2 separate regions of the Homo sapiens genome follow, and region 1 is linked to region 2. The links are chromatin contacts, found by Hi-C or POLR2A ChIA-PET in ENCODE. All regions are on one chromosome and are shown on one strand. Each heading gives the region's core, a stretch centred on a gene start or an enhancer-like site at or near the end of the contact. The rest is flanking DNA. Distances are from core to core; before and after follow the strand shown. Region 1 overlaps SYNE2 (spectrin repeat containing nuclear envelope protein 2). Region 2 overlaps SYNE2 (spectrin repeat containing nuclear envelope protein 2).

What was found. A loop is a pair of places that touch in the nucleus more often than their neighbours do. ChIA-PET counts read pairs that join two places held with the same protein, here RNA polymerase II (POLR2A). Pooled maps may share reads with other maps.
Region 1: a map of CD8-positive, alpha-beta T cell shows a loop between it and region 2 (2.3-fold over the local background). The contact joins two enhancer-like sites. A Hi-C loop is called at or near these places in 10 of 168 maps with a recorded cell type or tissue (CD4-positive, alpha-beta memory T cell, CD8-positive, alpha-beta T cell, DLD1 and 6 more), 1 of 37 single-sample maps with no recorded cell type and 8 of 50 pooled maps. POLR2A ChIA-PET finds 5 or more read pairs at or near these places in 14 of 52 experiments (CD4-positive, alpha-beta T cell, CD8-positive, alpha-beta T cell, GM12878 and 8 more).

Annotation. Positions count from the first base shown.
Region 1 is chr14:63,939,183-63,941,882 of GRCh38, reverse strand. It overlaps SYNE2 (spectrin repeat containing nuclear envelope protein 2), which reads right to left. Exons shown (of 116, transcript NM_182914.3): 3 at 1,208-1,269; 4 at 93-188. Among named protein-coding and RNA genes, the nearest start is that of SYNE2, 88 kb to the right of the region's middle. Within about 2 kb of position 1,327, at least 3 of the 41 ENCODE cell types and tissues checked have a DNase peak (open chromatin) inside an H3K27ac peak, as active enhancers do; they include CD8-positive, alpha-beta T cell, where a contact is called at or near this core.
Region 2 is chr14:63,898,843-63,901,542 of GRCh38, reverse strand. The region is part of intron 1 of SYNE2 (spectrin repeat containing nuclear envelope protein 2); the gene reads right to left. Among named protein-coding and RNA genes, the nearest start is that of SYNE2, 47 kb to the right of the region's middle. Within about 2 kb of position 1,411, at least 3 of the 41 ENCODE cell types and tissues checked have a DNase peak (open chromatin) inside an H3K27ac peak, as active enhancers do; they include CD8-positive, alpha-beta T cell, where a contact is called at or near this core.

The DNA.
Region 1 (2,700 bases), core at 78-2,577, 40 kb before region 2:
GTGAAATTCAAGCAAATATATTACTCAGAAAAAATGAAATACATATTTTTTAAGTCAACAGAAAGTTTCTCAGTGTCATTTAAAAATCTTACCAACTGTTGCCCAGAAAGTACTTCTAGCAGATCCAGGAGGACATGCCCCTTTTTAATGTCTGTGAATAGGTCGGATATAACTGAGGGAGAAGTGTGCTGCAGAAGGTCACAAGAAAAATAATCATTCAAACTTTGGTCCAAAAAGAATACCTTTAAGAATCTCATAAATGTGCTTTGTGAAAAACTAAAATTCAGTAATGACTTTCTTCTTAATTAAGAGAATGAGAGAGAACATGCAAAGATTCATATCAAAACGTAAGAAAAGTAGCGAATTTAATTTATCTTATGGCTAATTTCCTGTAACACAACACCCTTTCTGCGTGGAGCTTTCACTGAGAGCTTAAAACCTGTGCACACAAGTGGCATTAAAGACTTTTAGAATCAGTCGCTAGTGACCCATCTGGAAAGCAGATTACATTTCTGGAGTAACCTGCTTATGTATTTACCCTTTCTTAGAATTACAAGCATCGTGTTGAAATGGACAGAGAAAAAAACAGTGTGTGGTCTGTGAGAAGAGGCTCATTCATTGTGTATCTAGGTTACTCTAGACACTCAGCATCAGTGTGGTAGGATGGCACAGTGATTATGATCAAGGCCACTGAGTCCAGACTGTCTGGGTTCATATCCCAGCACTATCACTTTTAAGCTGTGTGACCACATGCAAGTCACAAAACTTCTCTGTACTGAAGTTTCCTTGACCTTTAAAAAGGTATATTACTATCTATTTCATAGGGATGTCGTGAAATTATTTGTCAGGAGTTGTCATAATCATTACACTTAAAGAGTTTAGGACAGTTTCTAATATATAACATTTATTATATGCAAATCAGTATTACTATTACTTCACTTGATGAAAGAGATGTGATTAAATATTTTTATAGCACTGTCCCATATCCTCAACAAAAGTCCCTTTTTTTCTGTGTGAGAAAGAGTAACAAATACATCAAAACAAGATCAAGACAACTTTTAGCACATTCTTTCAAGAAAAGACATTCCACAACCTTTTCCCTGTCATCACCAGTACCATTTTTTAATGGCCTCCTTGGGGTCAAAACAGAAGGAGTAGGGGGAGTAATAAATAGATTTATAAACTAATTTGGTCTTCATTTGCTTACCCTGGCCAACTGTGAGTTTATCCAGCACGTGAAGGCTTTCTTCTGGGTGTCTTCCTGTTCAGCTATCAAAGAAAGAACAACAGCAGTTATAAAACCAGAAGCCTCAGAAACCTCCTGCACATATCAGAGCTTCAAAGGTCTGTCACGCTAGGTGTGTGCCTGTTTCACAAGCTTACAAACTTTCCAGGATTTAGTCTAAACTGTAGATGTTTGTCCAAGTAGTGTTTTAGAAAAACCATGTTGATACGATATTTTTTTAAAACCATGGGTTTGTTGACGAGACAATGGTTTTTAATATTTTTTACTGATAAAAGAATTAGGACCACGGTGCTGTGGTTCACACCTGTAATCCCAGCACTTGGGAGGCCGAGGTAAGCAGATCGTGTGAGCTCAGGAGTTTGAGACCAGCCTGGACAACATACAGAAATCCCATCTTTACAAAAAATACAAAAATTAGCTAGGCATGGTGGCATGAACCTGTGAGGGGGGAAGATGGCTTGAGCCCAGGAAGTCAAGGCTGCAGTGAGTCGTGATCATGCCCCTGCACTGCAGCCTGGTCAACACGGCAAGACTCTGTTTCATGAAAGAAAAAAAAAAAAAAAAAATGAACTGAGACCCTATACCACCTTGACAGTACTGTACAAAGAACTGTGAGCAGCAACAGGAGTTCCTAACCTAGACTTTAAGTTTAAGCCCAAACCGTTTAGTAAAGATGACCCCAGAACATAAGAAGATGTTTTAAATGGCACATGAAATCATTAAGGTTTAGTCTTAACATTTATCATGGAGAATATATCGCCACTGAATTAACTGTAAATGGGCTGTAATTAGTCAGAGAGAACTGTGTTCAAATCCTGTTTCTGTTATGGGGTAGCTGTGTGACCTTGAGCAGTGTCCTTGTTTAATAAAAAAGTAATACGCATTTGTCTCTAGAGATTATTATAAGAATCTAATGATTCACTTAAAGTGATTAGCATAGACTCTGGCACATAAGAAGTGTTGGCTATTACTCTTATTAAACAGGTAGGGGTCGGATGTGGTGGTTCACGCCTGTAATCTCAGCACTTTGGGAGGCTGAGGCCGGTGGATCACCTGAGGTCAAGAGTTCAAGACCAGCCTGGACAACATGGGGAAACCCCATTTCTACTAAAAATGTGAAAATTAGCCAGGCGTGGTGGCACACGCCTGTAGTCCCAGCTACTTGGGAGGCTGAGGCCGGAGAATCATTTGAACCGAGGAGGCGGAGGTTGCAGTGAGCTGAGATTGTGACACTGCACTCCAGCCTGGGTGACAATGCGAGACTTCGTCTCAAAAAAAAAAAAAAAAAAGAAAAAAAAAATCCAGGTAGGAGTCAAGGGGAAGACCTGAACCCTCAGAGTACAGCCCTTCTTGCCCCTCTGAGCAGGAGTGGGCCCCACACTGACACCATGCCTCCCTTAGCCCTCTACCCCCTGATTTTCAGCAGACATTCTCAACACCAGGGTTAAGGGTTA
Region 2 (2,700 bases), core at 162-2,661:
CTTGGCATTTACTCTGGTTTTTTTCAACTAAAAGATGAAATTTTAATAGAGAGTATCCGAAATGAAAGGGATTATGGGTGATTTTTATTTTCTTTTTATCTGCGTTTTTAAAATTTTAAATGACAGATGCATATTTCTACTGAAATAACAATTTGGCTTTTATTTTAATGAAATGACAGCAAAATGAGAATAAGGTATTATTAGTTCAGGTTCAGTTCTTCATTCCATATTCAATAGAACCTGTACATCTATGTCTTCATAACAAGGAGAAAAATACTCTCTTGACAAAAATGAAATATTTTTTAAATTCTCTGAGTGTGTCAGAAATTTCTAAAAACTACTCCCAAAGTCTTTTTGGTAGCTCAACAGCTTTCCGTTTTCTCATTAGTAGACAGTTTGTTAACAAGCCCTGCCAGTCTAACTGAAAAACCACTCTGTCAATGGTGAGGAAGAAGCATCTGTCCTATCTTTAAAGGTTGACCAGAAGGTATATCATAACAGATGTAGCATTCACGTTATTTCTTTAACAGAGTGATTTTAAAGCCAGCATTTTCCCTGGGGTGTCTCTCCTGTTCTTTTTCCATTCTTCAGCTGTACTCTGTTATTTATAGTCCACCTAGGAATGTGGAAGGATCTTCTCCTTTATCAGTTAAATTGTAGAGCTATTCCTAGCAATTGACAGTCCACTTACAAGCTCACAGCAGAAAGTTGGTGAAACACTGCAATAAATTTGTTCATCTTTTTCCCATTAACTTTTCCCCTTATTATTTATCCTGTAATCATCATTTGACTAGAAGCAACTGGTGCATATTTCCAGGTCAGGTGATTTGTAAGATCCACTCTATTCCCTCCTCCTGGGCACTTTATTCTTCTAATGACACCACACAAATGCCAGAACAACCAATCCTATGATATGGTCTGGCTGTGTCCCCACCCAAATCTCATCCTGAATTTTAACTCCCACAATTCCCACGTGTCATGGGAGGAACCTAGTGGGGGGTGATTGAATTATGGCGGTGGGTCTTTCCTGCACTGTTCTCATGATTGTGAATGAGTCTCATGAGATCTGATGGTTACTATTGGGGGAGTTTTCCTGCACAAGCTCTCTTTTTGCCTGCTGCCATCCATGTAAGTCGTGACTTGCTCCTCCTTCCCTTCCATCATGATTGTGAGGCCTCCCCAGCCATGTGGAAGTTTAAGTTCATTAAACCTCTTTTTCTTCCCAGTCTCAAGTATGTCTTTATCAGCAGCGTGAAAACAAACTAATACACCTATCTATGCATTACACTTTTGGAAAACAAAAATGTAGCAATTCTCAAATCATGATGCCACTGGGCTTGCAATCTCACAACAAAGCAGTGTCACCAACCAATACCAACTGTGGTGAGAAACCACCCACTTAACCCATGATCAGAACATCCTGAGGAAATGTAGCCACTTCCCTAAAAGAGCCTTCCGCTGGCCCTGACCTAGTCCCAGATGCTCTGAACTTCAGTATCCACTGCTGTAGAATGGGAATAATACTTCTTGTTTAAGGTGGTTGCTGGAATTCAAGGAAAACACTCATGAAACTAAAAATGACAACAATTAACATTTATTAAATACTATTAAGAAATATACTACACAGTATATAAATGGTATTTATTATAATCTGTGAAATACATTTATAGGGATTATCCTATTTCTTAATCAGCAGTAAAAATTAAAAGCTAGTCACCATACTAGAACAAAGAGTGAAAACACTCAGGCACAGTGGCTCACGCCTGTAATCCCAGCACTGTGGGAAGCCAAGGCAAGAGGATCACTTGAGACCAGGTGTTCTAGACCAGCCTAGGCAACATGGTAAAACCCCATCTTTACAAAAAATACAAAAATTAGCTAGGCATGGTGGTGTGTGCCTGTAGTCCCAGCTACTTGGGAGGCTGAGGCAGGAGGATCACCCGAGCCCAGGAGGTCAAGGCTGCAATAAGCCATGATTGCGCCACGGCACTCCAGCCTGGGTGACAGAGCAAGACCCTGTCTCAAAAAAACTAACAAACAGGGCCAGGCACAGTGACTCATGCCTGTAATCCCAGCACTTTGGGAGGCCAAGGCAGGTGGATCACCTGAGGTCAGGAGTTCAAGACCAGCCTGGCCAACAAGGTGAAACCCTGTCTCTACTAAAAATACAAAAATTAGCTGGGTGTGGTGGCAGGCGCCTATAGTCCCAGCTACTTGGGAGGTTGAGACAGAAGAATTGCTTGAACCCAGGAGGCGGAGGTTGCAGTAAGCTGAGATCGTGACACTGCACTCCACTTACACACACGGAGCAAGACACCATCTCAAAAAAAAAAAACTTAAGGATGAAAACTTCCAAAGCTAAAAAACCTGACATTCACAAATGTGAAATCAACACATAATCAGAAAATTTTCCACAAATGCTGTCTGATTCCACTTACATAAGGTACCTACAGTCATCAAACTTTATAGAGACAGACAGTAGAATGGTGCTGCCAGGGAATGGAGAGTTAACTATTTTAATTAACTTTTAATTGTTTAATGAATATATAGTTTCAGTTTCACAAAATGAAAAGAGTTCTGGAAATGGATGGTGGTGATGGTTACACAACAATGTGAATCCACCAGCAGCAATTAATACCACTTAAAAATGGTTAGGATGATAAACTTTATGTTATATGTATATTGAACAAAGTTTTAAAA